Linked DNA regions of Homo sapiens: region 1 is linked to region 2. The links are chromatin loops, found by intact Hi-C in ENCODE. Cell type or tissue: Caco-2. All regions are shown on one strand. Links, peaks and the distances in the headings refer to the core of each region. The heading gives the core; the rest is flanking DNA. Region 1 overlaps PDZD8 (PDZ domain containing 8). Region 2 has its middle 55 kb from the start of PDZD8.

Region 1 (11,708 bases), core at 3,889-8,888, 94 kb after region 2:
TGGGATTTTGGTATCCTTGGGAAGTACTGGAACCAATCCCCCATGGATGCCAAGGGGACTGTATATTATTTCCATGGAACATGCATTCTGAATTTTGATCTTGTACCGTAGGAACACTCTTCCCATCTGGTTCACAGTCTCTCTCCTGCCCCACCTAAACTTCATGGCCTACTTGCTGCCTCTAGGCTTTTCTTTTCTTTGTTCTCTCTTGCCTTATCAATGGGGGCATACCAAAAAACCAAGACTTATGGGTGCCATAGCGAAGGCACCATTTGCTGCCAGTTATGGGGGAGTGTGGTAAGCTTTGGTTTTGTAGAGCACGTGTAGTATTAGGTGTTCATTTTGCTTTGTGTTTTTGTACAGGTGAGTTTTGTTATGCTTTAAACTGTGGTGTTTATTATTCAGACATTTAGACTTATCTTTACTTTTGTCAGGTTTAAGCCGTTTTTTCCATACCAGACCTTGCAAGGATTTGAAGAAGATGAAGAGCATATCCATATACAACAATGGGCACTTACTGAAGGCCGTCTTAAAGTTACGTTGTTAGAATGTAGCAGGTATGTTCTTTGTTTTGTCATTACTAAGTTACGGGAAGAACAGTGCAGTGAAAATATTCCTAAGCAGTATTTGTGTTGTGTGTTCATTTAAATTATATTATTTACCTGTAAATTCTTTAATTGTAAATTTAATATCATAAAAGTAGTCCTTTCTAACTTTAACAAATATAAATCATATTTTAGAAAGTGTTTTAATGGAGGGAGAGGCATTTACTCTGTAGTCATTCTGACACTATTTAGATGCATAGTGCTCTGTTGGCTTATTTTTAACTTATTCTACCTACTGGGGAGCTGTTCCTATGTTAAAGAGAAAATTACTCAATGATACTTATTAAAGCAGAGTAAGGAAGTCTTTATTCAGGACCATCATGATAAGTATAGCAGCCACTGCAGTGAGGTCTTGAAGTGGGTGAGAGATTGGGCTCAACTCTGAATACAGCATGGGCAGGTGGAAATTTATAGCCAAGAAGCAATGTGGGATCAGTGGATGGAAACTTACTAAGAGGAAACATCAAGGGTAAAGGGGATTTTGGCTAAACCGACCTAACAGGATTCTTGCTAAAAACAGTCCAGGGTGATCAGACATCATGGAGGATGGTAAAGGACGATCAGATATCAAGGATAGGGGTTTCTTGCTAAACTGACTTCGCAGAGTTCTTTGCTGAAACTGGACAGATGGGCCTAGCAGAAGATTCAGAAACCTCAGTAAAGTTTGGCCTGGCAAAGAATCTTTGTCACCTATCAAAACGGTTTTGAGAATTGTTTGTGATAATTGGAAACACTCAGGAAAGTTGCAAAACTAGACTTTGAACCACTGTGGATTTTTAGCGTTTTAGAACTGGAAGCGATCTCAGAAATAATCTTGCCTAGCCTCCTTGTTTTACTTTGCCAGCACCAAAGTTTAAGCTATATTCATATCTTGCTTGAGCTACTTACTATACTAGCCTTCATATCTCCTAGTCCTCTGGTCCCCAATATAACAACCAACATGATCTTTTCAAAATGCAAATCTAATTGTCAGTCTCCTAGTTAAAACTCTTTAACAGCTTCCCCATTACTCTTAGGATGTGGACCCAAATCCTCACCATGACACACAGGTTCCTCTTAGCTCTCCAGCTTCAGTCTCACCATCCTCCGCCCAGCCCCTCATTCATAGTGCTTCAGCTACATAGGCCTTCCCAAGGCAAGGTGTTGGCAGACTGTTTCTCTAAGGGGCCAGATAGTACATTTTAGGCTGTGATTCACATGCTCTCTGTTGCAACTATACAACTCTGCCTTGCAGTACAGAAGCAGTCACAGATAATGTGTAACTGAATGAATGTGGCTGTGTGCCAGTAAAACTTTGTATATGAATTTTGTAATTTTCATATGTTATAAAATATTCTTTTGATACTTTTCAACCATTTAAAAACATAGAAACCCTTGATAGCCCACAGGTTATACAAAACAGGCAGTGGACTGAATTTAGACCATAAGCTGTAGTTTGCCATTCCCTACTTAAATATTTTAAAGCACCAAGCCCATTGTGTTGACTAGCTGCTGCTTTCTTGGCCCCCTTCTCTGCTCCATGAAGCCAACCTTTCTTGGTTTGGTTCAAAAGCTACCTTCTTAATGTATCTCCTGATCATTCCAAGTACAAGTATACTATCCTCCGGCTACATTTCTTTGACACTTGTTTGTACCACTTACTTGGTACATATGACTTTTATTTCCAACCCATAATACAATTAAGTACTTGAGCACACAGGTTATATTTTATATCTAATACATTTGTGTCCTTGCTAATGGTTAGGTTAGTTTTGAGTATACTAATAATATACTTAATCCTTTTTTTTTTTTTTTTTTTTTTTTGGTTAAGTCCAGGGTGACTCAGGATTGTGTATCATTATGTTAGAAAGCCTGGTAGACAAAGAATCCCTTTTTTTTTAAATCAAAAAAAGACTAAATATGTTGTCTATTTTGTAAAAGGAACTGCAGTGTACAGTAAAATACATATAATAGGTACTATGCTAGGTATTTAGAAAATACTAGTTCATTTGCTTTAATGTTGCTGGTGGGGTTAGGTATTGATTATATGTCTGTTAGCTTGTAGCTATTTAACCACTAGCTTTGGTGTCAGCTTTGCTCACCACATTTTTGCTTTACCTGCAGTACTGCTCACTTAAAGCCTTGCTACAGGAATCAAAGACTGCATGTAAGGCATTGAGAAAGTATAGCCAGACATTCTTTAGGTCATGTTGAGATAAATGAAAAGAAAAGCATTAGAATGTGTGAAGTACCTGTAACCAACTTTATTTTAATAAGGAACTGTGTAATAAATCTCTGAAAGGATAAGTGAGAAACCAATAAGAATTTTTACGGGGTATACAGGGAAGGAACTGGGTTGATGATGATGGACAGGGGTCAAGGTGATAGCCCAGCTATTCACTATAAACTTGTTTATGTTGTTTTATTTATCACCTGGTCAAAAATTAAGGTCCAGTATTTTTAGAGAGTACATAATTAGGCTGAAGGGAAAAACATGGAAAAATAGTTTTTTTAATATCTGAAGTTATGTAACTGTCGGCTTAGGTTATATAGCCAGCACCTTTCCCCAAGTGATAGATTCATCTTGGGAACAAGTACACTATCTAGAGATTTCCTTGTGCCATTTTTACAAATCCAAGCATGTAAAAGTTACTCAGTGTTGTGGTACTGTGTTATTGTTTACATAGTTTAAGAATTATTTGTGTATGAAGGCAAGAGTAAGTCTCAACTCATTCCTGCTTTTTTGTCTTCGTATTAAGTCCTAACATTCTTTCCGTTAAAAACTTAACGTTACTGTTTTTCTTGTAAACTTTTTTCTTAGTATAAAAACAGAAAACTCTGTTCAGGTAGATTTTAAGTTTATAGGATTCAAACTAAAGAGGACATATTACTGTAACCTAAGCATTTTTATTTCAATAGTTAATCTCATTTTGAATATAAATTCAGCTTGTGTGTTTTATTCTAATTCCTGAAGCAAAAAGAGGCACTAGAGAAAATGAAAGCACAAATAACAGTGCTTTCTTTTTGGAAGAAGGACCAAAAAAATGCTTATTACTTCATATATAGTGGAATAACATAGACTTTTGAGTTATAGAAAGCACTGAATTCAATCTAGCCATATGCCCTTATATAGTGTCACTAGGCAAGTTACACATCTGTGAAATGGGCAAGGGAGCTACTTTGCTGGTAATTGTAATCAGAGATAGGCAACTACCCACAATGCCTACCACATAGGATACCTACAGTAGATGTAGCTTCTATTATTATGTCTCAAGATAATCGTTGCAGTATCTGTGAAGAAAAAACGGCATGTTTTTTCTTGCATATTTGTTTGTGAGAATTGGAATTTGAATTTTATTAATTTAAAAAGGTCTCATATTGTAAAGGGAGGTTCTTTCCTAACTATCTGAAATACTGTTTCGCATTTCCCAAGCAATAGCTTGAGGGTGGAAAGGCAGTATTATGTGTAAAAATTGGTTTTCACATTTTGCTTTTGTCAAGTATTTTTTAAAAAGCAGTCATTCTGAACAATTGCATGTTTTTTTGAGTTGATGAAAGCTGATTTTTTTTAACCACAGATGAATGCAATGGCTGTTTGTCGTACTGCTAGTAGGTGAAATTATTTCACATTAGTGTTGCAATCAGATTGTTAAGATGATTATTTTTAAATTTATAATTTATAGTCTATCTTCTGTCTTGAAGGATAGAAGATATTTGAGATATTTTGCAAAGAAAACATGTAAGCATGTATACTTAAGCAGAAGATATATTAGATCAAAAACATGGAAAAGAGATCAATTTTCTGGCAGCTAAGACAACAAAGGAAACTTTACGGATTAGTTAGATCTTACTTTTTTTTTTTTTGAGATGGAGTCTCACTCTGTGGCCCAGGCTGGAGTGCAGTGGCATGATCTCGGCTCACTGCAAGCTCCACCTCCTGGGTTCACGCCATTCTTTTGCCTCAGCCTCCCAAGTAGCTGGGACTACAGGCGCCCACCACCATGCCCAGCTAGGGTGTTTGGTCTCACTGGATTTCAATATTACATCTTTTTTTTTTTTAAGTTTTAAATGTTAAATATAACACAAATACAGAAAACCACAGCAGTTGACATTCTATTCTGTTACCAAGAGTCTTCCCTTATTCTTAGTTTATTGTCACCATTGACCCATGAATTTTTATTTTTCTCAATGGTTATAATTCTTTACTGTCCTTAATTATTTTGGTGTCTAAATTGTCTCAGATTTGGCCAGTAGGAACCCCCTCAAGATGGATCCTGTGTGTGATATGACCCCATCTTTTTTTTTGTCTTTTTTTTTTAGACTTCATTACTTTCTGATGTAACAAGCTGTTCTGCATTTATCTTCTATCTTCTCTGCCACGGTCCCAGAACAACTATTTTTCCAAAGAGCCCCAATTCTTTTTATTTTTAGCTGAGACTACAGGCATGTTCCACCATGACTAGCTGCCTAGTTCATTTTAGTAAAGGATGGTATTATTAATAGAAACTAAGATCTGAATGTTGGGTGTGTTTATTGCTACTTCATATATTCATAGACCTCTTCAGAGGACACTTAGGAAATATATTCATGTATCAATACTTATACATGCATACACATACGTAATTTAGAAATCATGAGTTCACCTGATACAGGTTGAGCAACCTTAATCTGAAAAATTTGAAATCCCAAATGCTCCAGAATCTGAGTGTTTTTCGGTGCTGACATGATGCCACAAGTAGAAAATACACACCTGACACCTTCGCTTTCTGATGGTTCACTGTACACAAACTTTGTTTCATGCAGGAAACAATATTTTTGTATAAAATTACCTTCAGGCTATAAAGTGTATATGAAACAAATTAATTTTGTGTTTAGACTTGGGTCTCATCTTCAAGATATCTCGTTAAATATAAGCAAATATTCCAAAATCTGAAGCACTCCTGGTCCTAAGCATTTTGGATAAAGAATGTGCAAACCTGTACCTCCAACTCTAGTTCATCCTTATGGAATTGTTCCTTGCTTTGGTTCTTCCTCCAATTCTTACTTCATGGCTCTCAACAACATCGGCACTTTTATTCACTTGCTCAATCCTATAATAATCTTAATTAGTTTCAGAATGCATTGTCCATACAAGTACAAAAAACATAATACAAAGAGTTCAGGATTCCTTTGTAATTCTCCCTTACCCTGCCCAAGGTTGAGGGAACGTGGGGGTCAAGTACTGTGTTCTTAAATTATTTAGACTTGTTTTTCCTCTTTGGTGTGATTATGGTGTTCATTTAAAATATAGTTGGGTTTGTTTCAGATTGCTTTCAGATTTAGTCTCCCCCCACTCCTACTTTTCTTCATCCTTACTGATTTTCGCTTTTAAATACATAGAGTATTAACATGCTTCTGCAAACCCAGAACTGTACAAAAAGATATACAGATGGTATATAGGTTATTAAACCATCAGTGGTGTTATTTTTGCCTTACACTGTTATCTGTCCTTTAAAGAAATTAAAAGAAGAACAAACTTTGGTAGTGGTGGGTTGTTTTTACATTTACTGTATATTTACCATTTCTGTTGCCCTTTATTTCTTCTTTTATATCAAAATTGTCATCTGGTATTCCTTCCCTTTATCCTGCAGAACTTCCTTTAGTGCTTCTTGTTATGTAGGTCTGCTGGCAACAAATTAACTCATTTTTTGCTTACCTGGAAATTTATTTTCCTTTCATCTGTTCCTTCAGCACTTTGGCTATGTCAATCCCATATTCTGATGAGAAGTCAGCAACTTTTTTTATTCTTCCCCCATATGTAACATGTTGTTTTTCTCTGGCTGCTTTCCAACCTTTTACTTTATGTTTGGCTTTCAGCACTTAGACCATGTCTGAGGGAGCTTTCTTTGTGTTTTTTCCTGCTTCCATTTCAGTTAGCTTCTTGGATATATGAATTAATGGTTACAACCAAATTTGGGAGCTTGGGCTATTTTTTTTTTCCAATTGTTTTGGCCTTTTTTTCCCACCTCTCTTATTCTAAATTACATATTATGTTGGGCTGTTTCATTTTCCCATAGGTCCCCTGAGGTTTGGTTTGTTTGCTTGTTTATTTGTTTGTTTCTTTAAATTCTTTTTCTCTGTGTACTTTGGATTGAGTAATTCACGTGGTCTAATTTCAGGTTCACTGAGTCTTCTCCTATCTCCAGTTTTCTGTTGAGCTCATCTAGTGAATTTTTAATCTCATTTATTATACTTTTTGGCTCTAGAATTTCTGTTTTGTATAGTGTCTCATTTCTATGTTGATATTTCCTATCTGTTCACTCATTATGTTTTCCTTTAATTCTTTGAACAAATGTTCTGTCAGTTTTTTGAGCCATATATATATATAATGGCTGCATTGAAGCCTTGATCTGCTAAATCTAGTATCTGAGCACATTAGGAGTCAGTTTTGTTTTGTTTTGTTTTGAGACAGGGTCTTGCTCTGTCACCCAAGCTGGAGTGCAGTTACATGATCATGCCTTACCACAGCCTTGACCTCCTGGGCTCAAGCGATCCTCCCGCCTCAGCCTCCCAAGTAGCTGGGACCACAGGCATGTGACACCAACATCTGGCTAATTTTTTGTATTTTTAGTAGAGAAAGAGTTTTATCCTGTTGCTTAGGCTAGTCATAAACTCCTGCTTCAACCAGCTTCATCCAGCCCACCAGCTTCAACCTCCCAAAGTGCTGGGCATGAAGCCCAACATTACAGGCATGAAGCCCTGTGCCCTGCCTGCAGCTGCAGTTTTTTGATAATTGAAATATTAATCTCAAAGCAGGCTTCTGTCTACATTCAGAAGGTTTTCATTGTCTTTAAATGTGATAAAAAATTTTGTTTATCCAGTTTTTATAATTACAATCTGTGGAAGAATTTGAGTGACACTTCACTACTGTTAAAGTATTGGCCACCTCATTTTGTTGTACATGTTGTTGAATTTTGCTTTTGTTTCCCTCATTGCTTTTTGTCCTTTTATGGGGGGGTTTTGGGGAGACTCAAAACTGTGTCACCACTCTTGACATCATTCTGGAACCAGAAATACATTGATCTTTTAAGGCAAAGAAAATCATTTAATTATGTGATTAAATTCTTTTTTAGTGTTGTCATCTGGTCTTGATTCACATATTAGGTGAAGCATTTTCAAAGTAGAAGTTTGACAGAAGAGAGAAATAGGGAATTAATCCTTTAAATAGCATTATGTTCATATTTTAAAGTGAAATGTTTAGTTCTGTAGGGAAGGCTGCTAATATTATGAAATTTTGAAATTCATTTACAAGAGGAGCTATTTTAGTAGTTATAACTTCAAAATATTTCCAGTTTGCATTTGTCTATGAATCCCGTTTATGTTAGCATTGAGTTTGATTAAATTTGTTTGGTTATTTTGGCTTGAATATAACTTAAATCCACCTGAAGCAAATGAGGCTAAATAATAATATTTGCTTTTTTCCTGAGTAGTTGGTATGTGGGTGCTTCTTATATTACCTGCCTTTATTTTAATGTTTTGACATTTTTTTAAGGAAAAATATCTAGCTAAATCTGAAGATATTTGGGGCATGGCTCTACAAATAATTGTATTATTAGTTGTACTTATTATCTGCAATATGTAGGTACTTTACTGCATGTATTATTTTCAGCTCTTAGAGCATCGTTACAAGATTAGTGTTATTATATCCATTTTATAGATGAACTGAGATCCACAAGTTACTTGCTCAGTACCACTGGAATTTGAATCTAGTTTTGTCTAACTCCAGAGTTCCTCGGTCTTTCTGTTATCTTATTCTGCCTCCATATCCCCTTTTTTTTTTTTTTTTTTTTTTTTTTGAGACAGAGTCCACTCTGCTGTCCAGGCTGGAGTGCAATGGTGCAATCTCCACTCACCACAACCTATGCCTACCAAGTTCAAGTGATTCTCCTGCCTCAGCTTCTCAAATAGCTGAGATTACAGGCACCCGCCACCACACCCATCTAATTTTTGTATTTTTAGTAGAGACGGGCGTTTCACCATGTTGGCCTGGCTGGTCTCAAACTCCTGACCTCAAGTGATCTGCCTGCCTTGGCCCCCCAAAGTGCTGGGATTACAGGCATGAGCCACCACGCCTGGCCCATATCCTTTTTTAAAAAAACTTTACAGAGGCCAGGCGTGGTGATTCACGCCTGTAATCCCAGCACTTTGGGAGGCCGAGGTGGGTGGATCACCTGAGGTCGGGAGTTCAAGACCAGCCTGATCAACATGGAGAAACCCCATTTCTGCTAAAAATACAAAACTTAGCCAGGCGTGGTGGCATATGCCTGTAATCCCAGTTACTCGGGAGGCTGAGGCAAGATAATCACCTGAACCCAGGAGGCGGAGGTTGCGGTGAGTCAAGATGGCGCCATTGCACTCCAGCCTGGGCAACAAGAGCAGAACTCAGTCTCAAAAAAAAAAAAAAAAAAAAAAACCCTTACAGAATAAAAATTATTTTGGTTCTGAAAACTTTTATATTATGTTAGAAGTGTAGGTTTTGGAAAATTGTAACATTTTTTAGGGCAGGGCATTATTTTTAAAATAAATTACCTTTTCAGAAAGATCGAGGGATGGAGAAATGTGTATAATAATGAAGTATTTTTTAGTTGAAGGCTGAAGTTCTGTTTTTTGTTTTTTGTTTTTTTCTTGGAGGGAACGATAAGAGGAAATTAGCTCAGGCATAAGACATTTAAATTTGTATAAAGGAAAAGTTGCACTCAAAATGAATGCTTTTGAAAACCAGAAGGAATTACTTGGAATTGTTGCTGAATATTATTCCTCAAAGTCTTTAAAGCTGTGTAATTCTGTGTAAATTTAGGCATAACTCTACCAGATGAACCAAGTTCCTGTAAAGATTTTGAGACTATGTTTGCATTTATTAATTATTTAACATCTTATATGCAGTTAAATAAAAGTTGAGTGATGTTTTCCGTTAGTTTTTATACATTTCTCTCAGATATAAAGAATCTTCCGTATAATTAGGTTGCTTTTGACTAGAGGCAGACTTTTCAAAAGACTGCAAATTTGGAATTTCTCCCTCCTGTATTTATGTAGGCTCTCTTTTCTTCCCCATATCCTTTTCCCTAAGGTTGTGATGCTGGAAAATAGCCTTGTTTCTTTTGTAATTGTATACCTCCACTACTGTTTCATACTACAAAATATAGCTCTTTAATTCTTCTGATGTCTGAATTGTAAGAGAATGTAAGAAAACTAAGTAGGAACACAGCTGACATAATACCAGTGCTCTTTTTTAAAATGCCATACTCCAAAATGTTTTAAATGCTGTATTGGTATGCTATACACTCATACAATACCTTCAGCAAAAATGAACTGTGGTCAGAAAATAATAATTTAAAAGAGGATTGTGTCTTTGATAATCAGTGCTTTTAATGTATTTTATTCACGGGTAGCATTTGTAATTTTAACCAAAAGACAACTGCCTTTATTTTCTCTCTTTCAAAATTTTTTCAACCCATTTGTCTCAACTTATATAGTCCAGACTTTTCATTTATTAGCTGTGCAATGTCTGGCATGTTACTCAACCTCTCTGTGTTCATTTTCTAATGTGTAAATTAGGGGTAATACCATTACCTATTTCCTTGAGTAATTGTGAAAATTAAATGAAATAATAAATGTAAAGCTCTTAGAATTGTCCTTACAGTAAATGTTAGCTGCTTCAACTATTTCTGCTACTACCACCACCACTACTGCTTCCACCACACTACCACCAGTCTTTCCAACATCAATAGTGAATGCATTTTGTCTAAATACTACGATGAATACAAAAAATATGGAGCTCAGTGTCTGCCCTCTAGAAACTTAAAATGTAGTTAGGGCTAACAGACAAAAACAAATGCATAAATAAGTCAACTATATGAGGCTGTCTAATTTGAATTGAGGCTTAAGTGATGGGTAGTATAGAAACTTAGTGCAAGGAAAAAGTATTTTTGAATTGACACTACCATGGAAAACTTCATGGATAAGATTCAGGAAACTAGATGGATTGTAGATTTTAGGTAATTGGAAAAAGAGCCATAAGATAAAAGAGAATTAGAATTGTAAAGTATTTTCCAGGTCTTGTCTGAATGAAGTGTAGATGTCTCAGGGCCAAATTTGCTGGCAAGAGAAGTTACAATGGTGATCCTTTAATCAGAGAAAAGTTATTGAAGGTGATATTAAGAAAAATGTGCATATTTATGGAGTAAATTGTATATATAGAGATTGAAGTCCCAGAGACAAATTTAAGAGGTGTTGTGGGTTAAAGGTGAGGAAGTAAATGCCTCATAGATATGTTTTAATAGGAACAAGAAGGAAGGGACACGTGGGATAACTAGGACAGGGTTTAGTGAGTGACTGAATATATGGATGAGTTAATAGGCAGGGGAGGCAAAGGAACTCTAAGGATCTGAGTGTAGGAGAGTTATGTATCCATTGACGTTGATCTGCTCAGCAAGTACTGATTATTTTCTGCATGTTATAGGATAGAAAGAACAAGACACAGTTACCTTCCAGGACTGGATGGGGAAATAGAGGTACTCATTTCAAAGGCAGATGAATTTGATTTTACATATCTTAAGTAGTAAGGCATGGTTAGATTTCCCTGTAGGAGTGTTCTGCAAACTCTTGGGGTTTTAGAGGTAGCAGGGGGAAAATGAGGACTGAAGATTAGATTTGGAAGTCGTGAAAATTGAGGAAAATTGAGTTCTGCATGAGGATGTTTCTGAGGGGGGTTGGGAATATAGAGAGGAGGTGAGCATGTATAAAAGGTCAACCAAGCCTGATTCTTTTAACAACAGGTGAAGTGGTATTTGACCCCCTTCAAGTGCAGGGTTTTCCTTTCAAATTAAGTTTAGTCACCAAAGGAAAAAAAAAAAACAGATTTTTCCCTCCCTCCCTCCCTCCCTCCTTCCCTCCCTCCCTCCCTCCCTCCCTCCCTTCCTTCCTTCCTTCCTTCCTTCCTTCCTTCCCTTCCTCCCTCCTTCCTTTCTTGAGACAGGGTCTCATTCTGTCACCAAGACTGGAGTGCAGTGTCTTGGTCTTGCCTCACTGCAACCTCCACCCGCCAGGCTCAAGCAATCCTCCCACTTCAGCCTCCCGAGTAGCTAG
Region 2 (11,708 bases), core at 4,145-9,144:
TCTCACTATATTGCCCAGGCTGGTCTCTAACCCCTGGGCTCAAGTGATCCTCCTGCCTCAGCCTCCCAAAGTGCTGGGATTACAGGCATGAGTCATCTTGCCCAGCCCACAGAGTTTTAAAACATATAAAAGATTATGTATTACCTAGAGATTCATACACAAACGGCAACAGCATCAAGACATTCCTGGGAATGATGAACATCTCCTTCATAATTCACCTCGGAAGCAGGGGAGGGATGAATAAAAGCTTTCTAATATATCTGTATTTTAAAAAATCAAGGTGGATGATAGGAACATGGGTGTTCAGTAAATCACTCTTTATGTCTTTCTCTATGTATGAAATATTTTTTGATTTGAAAAATAATTTTCCAATGCTAACAACTCAGTGTTGGTGTCTGGTTCACTTGCTGACCCTTAGTTTATATTAGCTTCCACCCCTTTAAATCAGTCAATTATCAGACGGCCTCCAGACTCTACTAAGAAGAACAAAAGCTAACCTTTATTGAGAGCTTACTATGTACTAGACACTGTTAAATGCATTACATACATTGACCCCCTCATATTCACAGTAACTCTATAAGGTGAGGACTATTATTATCTCCATTTTACAGATGAGGAAACTAAGGCTTAAAGAGATATGGTAACTTTTTTTTGTTGTTTTTTGAGACAGTCTCACTCTATCGCCCAGGCTGGAGGGCAGTGGCATGATCTCGGTTCACTGCTACCTCTGCCTCTGGGGTTCAAGCGATTCTCGTGCCTCAGCCGCACCAGTTGCTGGGATTAGAGGTGGCCTGCCACCATGCCCACTAATTTTGTATTTTTAGTAAAGAAGGGGTTTCATCATGTTGGACAGGTTGGTCTCGAACTCCTGACCTCAAATGATCTGCCCACTTCAGCCTCCCAAAGTGCTGGGATTACAGGTGTGACCCACAAGATCTGGTAACTTTCTATGGTTCCTCAGTTAATATATGGCAGAGCTAGGATTTGAATTCACATTTGTTTGACCTCAAGGCCTGAATTCAAGCAAAATGCAGGTGTTAGGGAAGGGGAGAGGCAAGCAGGAGGGATGACATGGCCCCCGTTCTCAAGGGTCTTCTAGTCCACCGTGAATGCCATGGTTTCTTCATTCTCCAGGCTGCTGGGAGTGCCGCCAGGACTTGTCCTTGGCTGCAATGAGATGACCAACCCAAGGACACAATCTTCCTGAAGCAGCTGTATCCAATGACTGTTGACCATTGATACGGGTGTATTACAACCCAGCCCTCACTCAACTCTGATGGCCATCCCAGCTCTAGATCACTTGGAGGGTGGCTGAGACATTTGTTGGGACTGCATTGCAGCTCAGCTTCTCCCTCTGCCCCCTCCTGCATCGGTCACTCCCCCATGATGTAGGTCCCAAGTGTTATCCTCAAGAATCTTCTTGAACACAGATCTCCTTCTCAGAACCTGCTTCCCAGAGAATTGTCCTGGGACACAGTCTAGTAGGCAAGAAAGGTTTTCACAGAGGATGCAAAGACAACCCCATACCACACTGTAAACATCCATGGGAGAGCCATCAAGAGGGCCCAAGGAGTTAACAAAAGCATTCTGGGGGACATGAGGATTAAGCTGACCCTTGAAAGGGGAAATTAGAACATTTGCCATAAAAAGGAATGAAGTATCGATAGAGCTACAACATAGATGAACTTTGAAACCATTACGCTAAGCAAAAGAAGTCAGACACAAAACACCGCACTTCTGATTCTGTGCATATGAAATGTCCAGAACACGGAACTCTGTAGAGACCCACAGTAGACTAGTGCTTACCTGGGGTGCCAGCATGGGGCTGGGGGATCTGGGAGGTGATAGCTAAGGGGTATAGGGAGATGATGAGAATATTCTACAAGTGACTGTGGTGAAGAATGAACATATCTGTAAATATACCAAAAACTACTGAATCTTACACTTTAAATAGATGAATTATATGGTATGTGAATTATGTCTCAATAATGCTATTTTTAAAAGGGGAGAATGTGGATAGGTTGACAGGCAAGAATGTGGAGAGAATTGCAGGTGGGTAAAAACGTGAGTGTGAGATCCATGTGAGCGTGAACCTGTGGTGCGGGGTAGGGTGCTGATGGGAAACAGGAAAGAGCAAAGGTGGCTGGAAGGCTGCAGCCAGGGACGGGAGGCCTGAAGTCGGAGCAGGTAGGAAGCTTGTCCCAGAAGATCTGAGAGTAATGAGTTGAAAATGGGGCCTTAGGCTGTTAGGTCTGTGTAGAAAGGAAGACGGGAATAGTGGGGAAGCTGAGAGACCAGCTGGGGAACTGAGACGGAAAAGGACATTTAACACCACAGTGTGCATGTGTGTGTGTGTGTGTGTGTGTGTGTGTGTGTGCGCGCGTGTGTGTGTTTTAAACCAGGAACTATAATAGTTTAAAACACACACACACGTGTGCACACTGTGGTATTCAATGTCCTTTTATGTCTTTCTCAACACATGGGGCTTATTCCTACATCTCTCCCACAAGACCATCCGTTTCACAAACTTAACACTCAGTCACATCCCTTTCCACCATGATGAGGTTCCTATCAAGTCCTCTTGCCAGTTCCTAAGAGTCTCCCTTGAGACAGCAGTGAATTTAGGCGGGTGCCCAACCTCCCTATCAATCTTGTTATCACCTCAAGGGTGCCTTCTCACCCCCTAAACCAAAGCTGTCACGTGGGTAGGAACTTTCATTTGGTTAAAGATAAAAATCACCTTTCTACTCCCCAGACCTTACCCATCTGCCATCTGAGACCACAGAATCACTCTCACCCACAGTTGAGGGTGAGCCAAGACTCTGTCCACTTCTGTCATTGTGAATGACATCAGCCCAGACTGCTCGGGCCATGCTCCAAACTCAACTTACCTTGGAAACATGGAACTTTAGAGCTGGATGGCCATGGAGGGTCCCCCAGCTCCGCCCTGCCATTTGACAATAAAGAGTCTGGGGCTTCTGCCTGTCATTAACTGGGGGATTGAAGGGCTTCTCTTCCCTTTGAGTCCCCCCAACTTGAACCACCAAGCAGTCTGAGGAAATCTTCCAGGGTCAGTCTGGAAACCTTCCAGTGCCCCAGGGTGACTAGATCAGAATGCACTTAGCTGCCAGTCACCAGGGTACGTACTTGCTGTGCAGACCCTGTCGCTAGGCTTCAGTCTATAAGAAAAAGGCCCCTGACAATGTGTGTACAATGTGCAGAGATTAGAGGCCTGGAAGGCTGCCTTGAACTAAAATCAGCTCCCAGGAGCAGAGGTGGAGGAATGGGGGAGATAGGGGTCACCTGCCAGTTTGGGAATATCATAATAAGTCCAGGGTGGGGGGGTTAGGCAGGCTACATGAGGAAAGGCAGGAGGGTCCCAGGAAATGTGAGTTACCCACTGGGCTGCTCAGAGCTGTGCTTGGTGGGTGCAGGGTGGGTGGGGGGGCAGGCGTTGAACCTGACTCCCCTCTCCAAAATGGCTGCCACAGTCATCTGGCCTCTCCCCAAGGCTCATTCAGGGAGCAGGGTCCTTGGTCTCACCTTACCTCTTTTCTGACGCAGACATTCGGACACTGCCCAGTGAGGCCATGGGAAGAACATTTGAGACCGTCAGGAAACCCCAACACTTAGTCTCTGCCCCACTCCACTTCCTGTATCCCCAAACATTGTGTGATGTTAGACAAGTCACCAAGACCACGTGGGTGAAGGTGAAGGGAGACAGGATAACAGCGGTCAGGAGCATGAGTTCTGGAATCATAGAGGACTGGGTTTGAAGCCCAATCCCACCACTCACTGGCTCCTTGGACTTAACCTCTTTAAACCTCAATTCCTCATCTAGTAGCACCTCATGAGCTTGCTATGGGGCTAAAGGAGGAATTAGTGAGTTAACGCAACAAGAGCTTCTAGTCCAGGGTCCCCAAAACCCTCACACCCAATGCCACTGTGTCCAATCCATAAGCCCTTCCTTCCTTCTCTTACTTTTCTTCCTTCCCCATTTAGTAGCTGCTTTATCACACTTCTATGTTTTTATTTTTAAAGCTACACATTCCCATAGTGTAATGAATCACATAGTTCTACAAGGCTCACCGCTCCAATTTTCCCCATCTCAAAGGACCACTTAGGCTCTCTGCTCTTTAATACTTTTGATACACCTGAAGTTGTGCCATCCTCGGAAAGGGAATTAATCAGACAACAGAGATGATCTAAGCTTGTGTTTGCAAAGCTGTTTCTTCCCTCACTCTTGTGAGATTGGGTCCAGAACAGCTCAATCAAGCAATTTAGAGGAAGAATCCTCAGAGAGGGAGCAGGAGGAACACAGCTGTTTAATTAAAATATGTAGTCACTGTACATTTTGGTTTTGGTCAATGTACAGCGCCTGCTTCATCATAAACCCGAGTGCTGACGGCTCTGCCTGGCCTGGGAAGAGGATCACTTATCAAGCATAGATCAGTACTGACATCCAGTGGTCACAGAGAATTATCTGCCTGAAGCTCTTCATTTTTCTCTTCCCAAAAATGAATGGGTATTCACACAGAGGAAGGAGGAGTGGCGAAAAATGACAGCTACCAGTGCTGTTAACTTTGGAGAACTGTGCAACTTGCAGCCAGATACCAAGTAACTCAGGTCAAGGCCTTGCCAGTTTGCAAGATGTCCATGGTTATTTGAGTGCTGACCCAAGAGCCAGGAGGAGAAATGGGGCCCATCTTCGTAAGGGGGTAAGACCATAAAGAATAAAACACACCAGCCATGGTGGCTCACACCTGTAATCCCAGTGTTTTGGGAAGCCAAGGCAGGGGAATCACTTAAGACCAGGAATTCAAAACCAGCCTGGGTAACATAGTGAGACCTCATCTCTACAAAAAATTAAAATAAAAATAATTAGCTGGGCATCAATCTCATGACTGGGTATATACCCAAAGGATTATAAATCTTTCTACTATAGAGACACATGCACACATATGTTTATTGTGGCATTCTTTATAGTAGCAAAGACTTGGAACCAACCCAAATGCCCATCAACGATAGACTGGATAAAGAAAATGTGGCACATATACACCATGGAATACTATGCAGCCATAAAAAAGGATGAGTTCATGTCCTTTGCAGGGACATGGATGAAGCTGGAAACCATCATTCTCAGCAAACTAACACAGGAACAGAAAACCAAACACCACATGTTCTCACTCATAAGTGGGGGTTGAACACTGAGAACACATGGACACAGGGAGGGGAATATCACACACCGGGGCCTGTCAAGGGGTGGGGGCCTAGGGGAGGGATAGCATTAGGAGAAATACCTAATGTAGATGACGGGTTGATGGGTGCAGCAAACCACCACGGCACGTGTATATCTATGTAACAAACCTACACTTTCTGCACATGTATCCCAGAACTTAAAGTATAATAAAACAAAATTAGCTGGGCATGGTGATGTGCACCTGTAGTCCTAGCTACTTGGGAGGCTGAGGTGGGAAGATCCCTTGAGCCCAGGAATTCCAGGCTGCAGTGAGCTGTGATCATGTCACTGCACTCCAGCCTGGGTGACAGAACGAGAGATGTCTCTAAAAATATAAAAAATAAAAATAAATTTCAAAGAAGAATAAAACACAAGTGGCTCCATGGCTTCTAGAAAACATACTGGGTTTTGACTTAGAAACCTTGATTCAAGACCTGGCGCTGCTTCTGTGTCACCTGCAGCAAGTCCCTTAAGCTCTCTGCACTGGAGCTTCCTCCTCTTTGAAGTGAGGCTAATGCCAGCTGCTCTGCCAGCCTCATAGGGTGGTGGTGATGCCAAATGGGAATGCATATGCAAAAGAGTTTTGTAAACTGTACAGTGCTGCACAGCTGGGGCTGCTGGGATGTGGGTGTTGATGGATAGGGTAGGGCAAAGTGGAGCTGGTGAGGAGGTACTATGGCCAGATGGAGGCATGGCCAGATGACAAATTGCACTTCTGGTTTCCAATTTCTCTCAAGCCTCAGAGACTCTGCCTTGGACTGTCAGGATGACCTCATCAGAGAAGGGCATTCCTCATTTTTCTCTGGACTCAAATCTCTGACATAAACGTTGGTAAGTAACTTCAAATGCCACTTAACTTTGAAAATTGCATATCAAACAGGTTTTTAAAAATAGAATCCTGTTAGCAGGGCATGGTGGTGAGCACCTGTAATCCCAGCTACTCAGGAGGCTGAAGCAGGAGAATCACTTGAACCTGGGAGGCGGATGTTGCAGTGAGCCAAGATCGTGCCACTGCACTCCAGCCTGGGTGATAGAGCAAGACTCTGTCTCAAAAAAGAATAGAATCCTATCCTGAAGGAAAAATGTGAGTCATCATTCATTCTATGTTAAAGGAAGCTATTGTTAATATCAATTGGACTAGTAGACTACGCACTTTTCACTCTCTCATAATTTTTTTCTTGTGTTTCTATTTGTATTTGGTCTAGTATCTGGTCTAGGAAAACTAGTTTTGCAAAGTGGTTCTAAATGAAATTATGGGATGACCAGAGATAGAGAAATGGTGTGTGCACACAGAGGAAATGTAGAGAGATGATTTTGGAGGCTTAGAGACCACACTTCTGACTCTTTCAATTTGTGCCAACAGATTTCATAAACTACTGGGAGGAACTTTAAGAAGTTTAGTCTTCCTAGTTGAGCTTAATTTAAAAGAAACAGAAAAGCAATTCTCTCATGCTTTTTAAGGGATCAGACAGCTTTGAACGCAAAGAAATATGCTGCTTTTTCCAGATTTCCGTATCAGTGTGTGTGTAAAGAAAAAAAAAAAACCCACTCTAGCTAGCTTAAACAAAAGAGGTTTATCACAAATAGTTTATAGAATTATAGGAAGGGCTGAATAAAAGTACAATTTCCAGTCACAGAATCCAGTAGCAAAATCAGTCTACAAGAGAGTAGCTGGCTCATTAACCATCAGAAAGTTACCTGCTAAACTGAAAAGCTTCCTGCTGAAGCGGCTGCAGAACCACATCACAGCTGCTCTAATGCAAACTAGCAAATGGTGCTCTGCACCCTCTCCACAAAGTCAGTAATCAGACAGGAGACCTCTGCTAACACAGCCCCAATAAAGTCCAATCCCTCCAAGCTGTGCTTGTCAGCTTACGCCTTCCAAATCTTATCTAAGAGTGCCTGACTGCCTAACTGTTAAAGATAACAAAAAATGGCCAGGCGCCGTGGCTCACGCCTGTAATTCCAACACTTTGGGAGGCCAAGGCAGGCGGATCACGAGGTCAGGAGATCGAGACCATCCTGGCTAACACGGTGAAACCCCTTCTCTACTAAAAATACAAAAAAATTAGCCGGGCATGGTGGCACGTGCCTGTAATCCCAGCTACTCGGGAGGCTGAGGCAGGAGAATGGCATGAACCCGGGAGGCGGAGCTTGCAGTGAGCCGAGATCGCACCACTGCACTCCAGCCTGGGCGGCAAAGCAAGACTCCGTCTCAAAAAATAAATAAATAAAAAATAGGAAATGAAGTGAAACATGAATGTTTTACTACCTCAATCCCATTCTCCAATGAGAATCACTATTAACAATTTGGAGTGTAGCCTCTCAGTGATTTTTGTACATCGTTTGCCAGGGAAGGGGGGTGGTTGGATTACATATTGTTCTGCGATTTTTTTTTTTGTCACTTGAATACATATCCTGGACATCTTTCCATGGGAAGACATGTGACTAGCTCATTTTTTAAAAAGAGCTGCTAAGTGTGCTATCGGAGAGATGCCCTACCTGATGGACACTGAGGTCATCTCTAATTATTCCCTGTTATGCATAATGCAAAAGGAACAGCTGTTCAGGCATTTGGAAAAGTCAGATTTCTAGAAGTGAAAACTCTGCACCACATTTTGATGCAATATCTTTCTAATAAGCACGCAGTCAGGAGAATCCATTCAGCCAGCTTTTTAAGACCAAAAAAAACAAAAAAAATAGCCTAAGCCCTAAAGATGTTGATGCAGCAGACACTGATGGAGCCTCAGTTGTCAGCATGAGGGTTTCAAAAACACCCCTCCCCCCGCCCCAATTTCTATCCCTAAGGGGCCTGCCGTTTGCAAAAAGCAGACAGGGTCTTGTTGTGCAAGTGCACAGCTAGTTAGCGTCTGGGCCAGGGAGGTGAAGCAAAAAGGGCCAGGAGAGCAGGAGAGAGGACATGGCTTTGACCTTGATGGGCAGTGGATCCTGGGGGTGTCAGATAGCTAGGGTTAAGAATCCCACTCTGCCACATGGGGGAGGCAGCAGAAAGACTGTGTCACACATCATCTACTAGGTCCCCACATGAAGGGAACTGTTTGGCAAAGTGCGCACCAGGTGCTACAAATCACCCCAAAGTGTGTTTCATCTGCAGCTGGTTTTTTTTTTTTTTTTTTTTTTTTCTTCTTTTTGAGACAGTCTTGCTCTGTCACCCAGGCTGGAGTACAGTGGCATGATCTCGATTCACTGCAACCTCCGCCTCCTGAGTTCAAGCAATTCGTGTCTCATCCTCCCGAGTAGCTGGGATTACAGGTGTGTGCCACCATGCCCGGCTAATTTTTGTATTTTTAGCAGAGATGGGGTTTCACCATGCTGGCCAGGCTGGTCTTGAACTTCTGACCTCAAGTGATCCACCCACCTCAACCTCCCAAAGTGCTGGGATTACAGGCATGAGCCATCATGCCCGGCCTGCAGCCATGTTTAAAACCTTCACTTCAGTTTGTCTACACAAGCTGAGTTGCCCTCATTCCTCCTGCATCTCAGCCAATCCCAGCCTTCACCTGGACATACAGTGACCTTAGCAATAAGAGCTGCAGTGGCCATGTGTCACTGTTCCTGGACCAAACTGAGGGTCAGGCTGCTATTTCTTGTGGCCCAGTAACAAGATGCAGATGAACTGGGGAGGAAGAGAGTTTTTATTTCTGCAACAGGTAACAGGGAGAAGGCCTGGAAATTATTGTCAGACCAACTCAAAATTACAAAGTTTTCCAGAGCTTATATACCTTCTAAGCTACATGTCTACATGTAAGTGTGTAAGTGTGCATTCATCTAAAGACATAAGTGATTAACTTTTTTTAATGCATAACTAAGGTCTGAGTCCTGAAGACCTTCCTCTGGAGCCTCAGTAAATTTACTTAATCTAAATGGGCCCAGGTGCTGAAGTGATTATCCTTATCTTGTCTCCTGCTAAATCATAAAGGTTTGGGGAATTCCTTTACACCCCCAGTAAACTTGTTTGTGGAAGCCTGGGGAGTTTCTTCAGACCCTCAATAAAACTTGTTTCATCCTAAATGGGTCCTGTTAAGAATTCTTTTGTTATTTTGTCATGTTTTAAAGCCCAGGAAAGACCTAGGCAAAACTCTTGGTGGGCTTTTGTTACATTCCAGTCTTTGTATAAGGACACTGACTCTTTCCACTTTTAATATTTAACTTAACTACTCAGTCAGTACGAAACAGTTGTCATGGAGGCCTGCATTAGTGAGACCTGACCTGCCACATCACTACATCTACTGTCTCCATTTCCTGCTTCTCTCCCCAACAGTATTCTGATTTGCCTTTAGAGAATCCTTTCTCCTCCCTTCTCTGCCATGGAACTGGGAGAGGATTGCTTAGCCCCTCGCTGCAACACAGCACCCTCCCCCAGCCAGTGTTTTAATCAAAACTGGGCATCTGCCCCAGCCTCGGTCATCAAGGAAAAGCACATCTCTGCACTGTGCAAAATCCATGGGGGTGGGGTAAAACCCTTTTTCTCTGAAGATCTGAAACTGAGGCATGCTGCTGCAATAAGAGAAGCCTAAAGTTTCTCAAGGTCATTCTGCGAAAACTGAGGAAGGCAGATTAGAGGGGTGAAGAAATTCGTTCAGGGACATCAATAGAGCCTGGGTCAAGCATCACCTGAAGGTAGACTGTCTCTAGACTTCTAAATTACATTAGCTTTTTTTTTTTTTTTTTTTTTGAGACAGTCTCATTCTATCACCTAGGCTGGAGTGCAGTGGCACAATTTCGGCTCACTGCAACCTCTACCTCTCAGGTTCAAGCAATTCTCATCCCTCAGCCTCCCAAATAGCTGGGACTACAGGCGTATGCCACCACACCCAGCTAATTTTTGTATTTTTAGTAGAAACAGGGTTTCACCATGTCGGCGAACTCCTCACCTCAAGTGATCCAACTGCCTTGGCCTCCCAAAGTGCTGGGATTACAGGCATGAGCCACCGTGCCTTGCCCTACCTTAGCTTTTAAACTTGCTTTATTGTCTAAACCAGTTTAAGCTGGGATTTTCTGTCATTTGCATCATAAAGAGGTCTGGCGCAGAGAAAGATACCTTTCTGCATATCGTCCACAGAGGCTTTCCTCTTCTACAGCTTCAAAAAAAAAAACAACAACCTGTGTGCAACTGCTGCCCCTAGTTGCTGCCTCAGAAACTAATTCCTGCTGGCCCCTCAGTGGGAGTTCTTTGAATGCATGTCCTAGAAAGTGAACTCACTCACACTGGAGGACGCGAGGAATCAAAACAAGGGCCTTCAACACTCCAGGATTCCGCATTCTCTCCTTGGCCTCTGGCTTCATTCTCCCAAACCTGCTTTCTGTGCAAAGCTGGAACACAGCTACCCTCAGGCTCACGTGTGCAGTGGCTGCCCAGGAAGAAGAGTATACGCCTCTAGCTCAAGGTATAAGAACCCAAAGAACGACTCTGATTGGCCCTGTGTGGGCCACAAGTACATTGTTGGGCCAATCACTGCAGCCAGAGGAGCAAGATACCACCGTAGCCCTAGAACCAATTCACTGAAATGAGGAAGGTGCTGTTCCTTGAGAGGGGAGAGCAAAGCTGAAAAAGAGGGTAAGAGGTACTGACAAGTCATAATAAAAGCGTCCACAACACCTCACGGAGCTGTTGTGCAGATCGTTGATAATGGGTGCAAAAGAGCTTCTGTAAGGTGGCTTTGTTTAAAGCACACTATGCAATGTTTGCTGTAATTTGTGAATGACCTTTGTGGAGTGAACCCAGGCAGGACTTAGAGGTACGTGTGATCACCTTGTAACTTGCTTGATGTCCTTGGCCAATTCTTTAAAACTCCACAGGTTCACTTCTTTAAGAATTACATGATATGGCCGGGAGCTGTGGCTCACGCCTGTAATCCCAGCACTTTGGGCGGCCGAGGCGGGCAGATCACTAGGTCAGCAGATCGAGACCATCCTGGCTAACATGGTGAAATCCCATCTCTCCTAAAAAAGAAGTACAAAAAATTAGCCGGGCATGGTGGCGGGTGCCTGTAGTCCCAGCTACTCGGGAGGCTAAGGCAGGAGAATGGTGTGAACCCGGGAGGCGGAGCTTGCAGTGAGCGGAGATGGGCCACTGCACTCCAGCCTGGGCAACAGAGTGAGACTCCGTCTCAAAAAAAAAAAAACAAGAATTACATGATATAACATGCCTAGTACAATGCCTAAGGCACATTCCTCCCATTTAGACTTGCCATGGAAGAAAAATTTTAAACCTCAAAGTGGAAGTCTTTTCTGAAGATGTCAGCAGCAGGAAACTCTGAAACGCTGGGCCCCCAGACTGAGCAAGGCCTAATTTTGCAAGGAAAGAGCCAATGTCATATCAATCTTGACCTGGATGCTTTTCAAGATATTGTCCAAAAAAAAAAATTATAAGAAAGAAAGAAAAGGGTATTATCCATAGCAAAGAAATACCAAGGGAAATAAGCGAAGAAAATGTGAGCCCAGAGTG

The links. Hi-C counts contacts between places; a loop is a spot of excess contacts. Peaks named below come from ENCODE experiments on the same cell type or tissue, not always from the same donor. Only the 100,000 strongest peaks of a DNase experiment are listed, where the experiment ranks them.
Region 1: a loop joins it to region 2, with 2.1 times the contacts of the local background. A loop is called at or near these places in 1 of 110 quality-filtered maps.

The regions. Positions count from the first base shown.
Region 1 is chr10:117,329,829-117,341,536 of GRCh38, reverse strand. PDZD8 (PDZ domain containing 8) reads left to right here. Exons shown (of 5, transcript NM_173791.5): 2 at 435-557. Among named protein-coding and RNA genes, the nearest start is that of PDZD8, 40 kb to the left of the region's middle. In Caco-2, for the core only: no CTCF peak of the experiment used is centred there; no DNase peak of the experiment used is centred there.
Region 2 is chr10:117,424,112-117,435,819 of GRCh38, reverse strand. No RefSeq gene overlaps it. Among named protein-coding and RNA genes, the nearest start is that of PDZD8, 55 kb to the right of the region's middle. In Caco-2, for the core only: a CTCF peak has its summit at 4,465 (motif pointing left); a DNase peak (open chromatin) is centred at 7,089.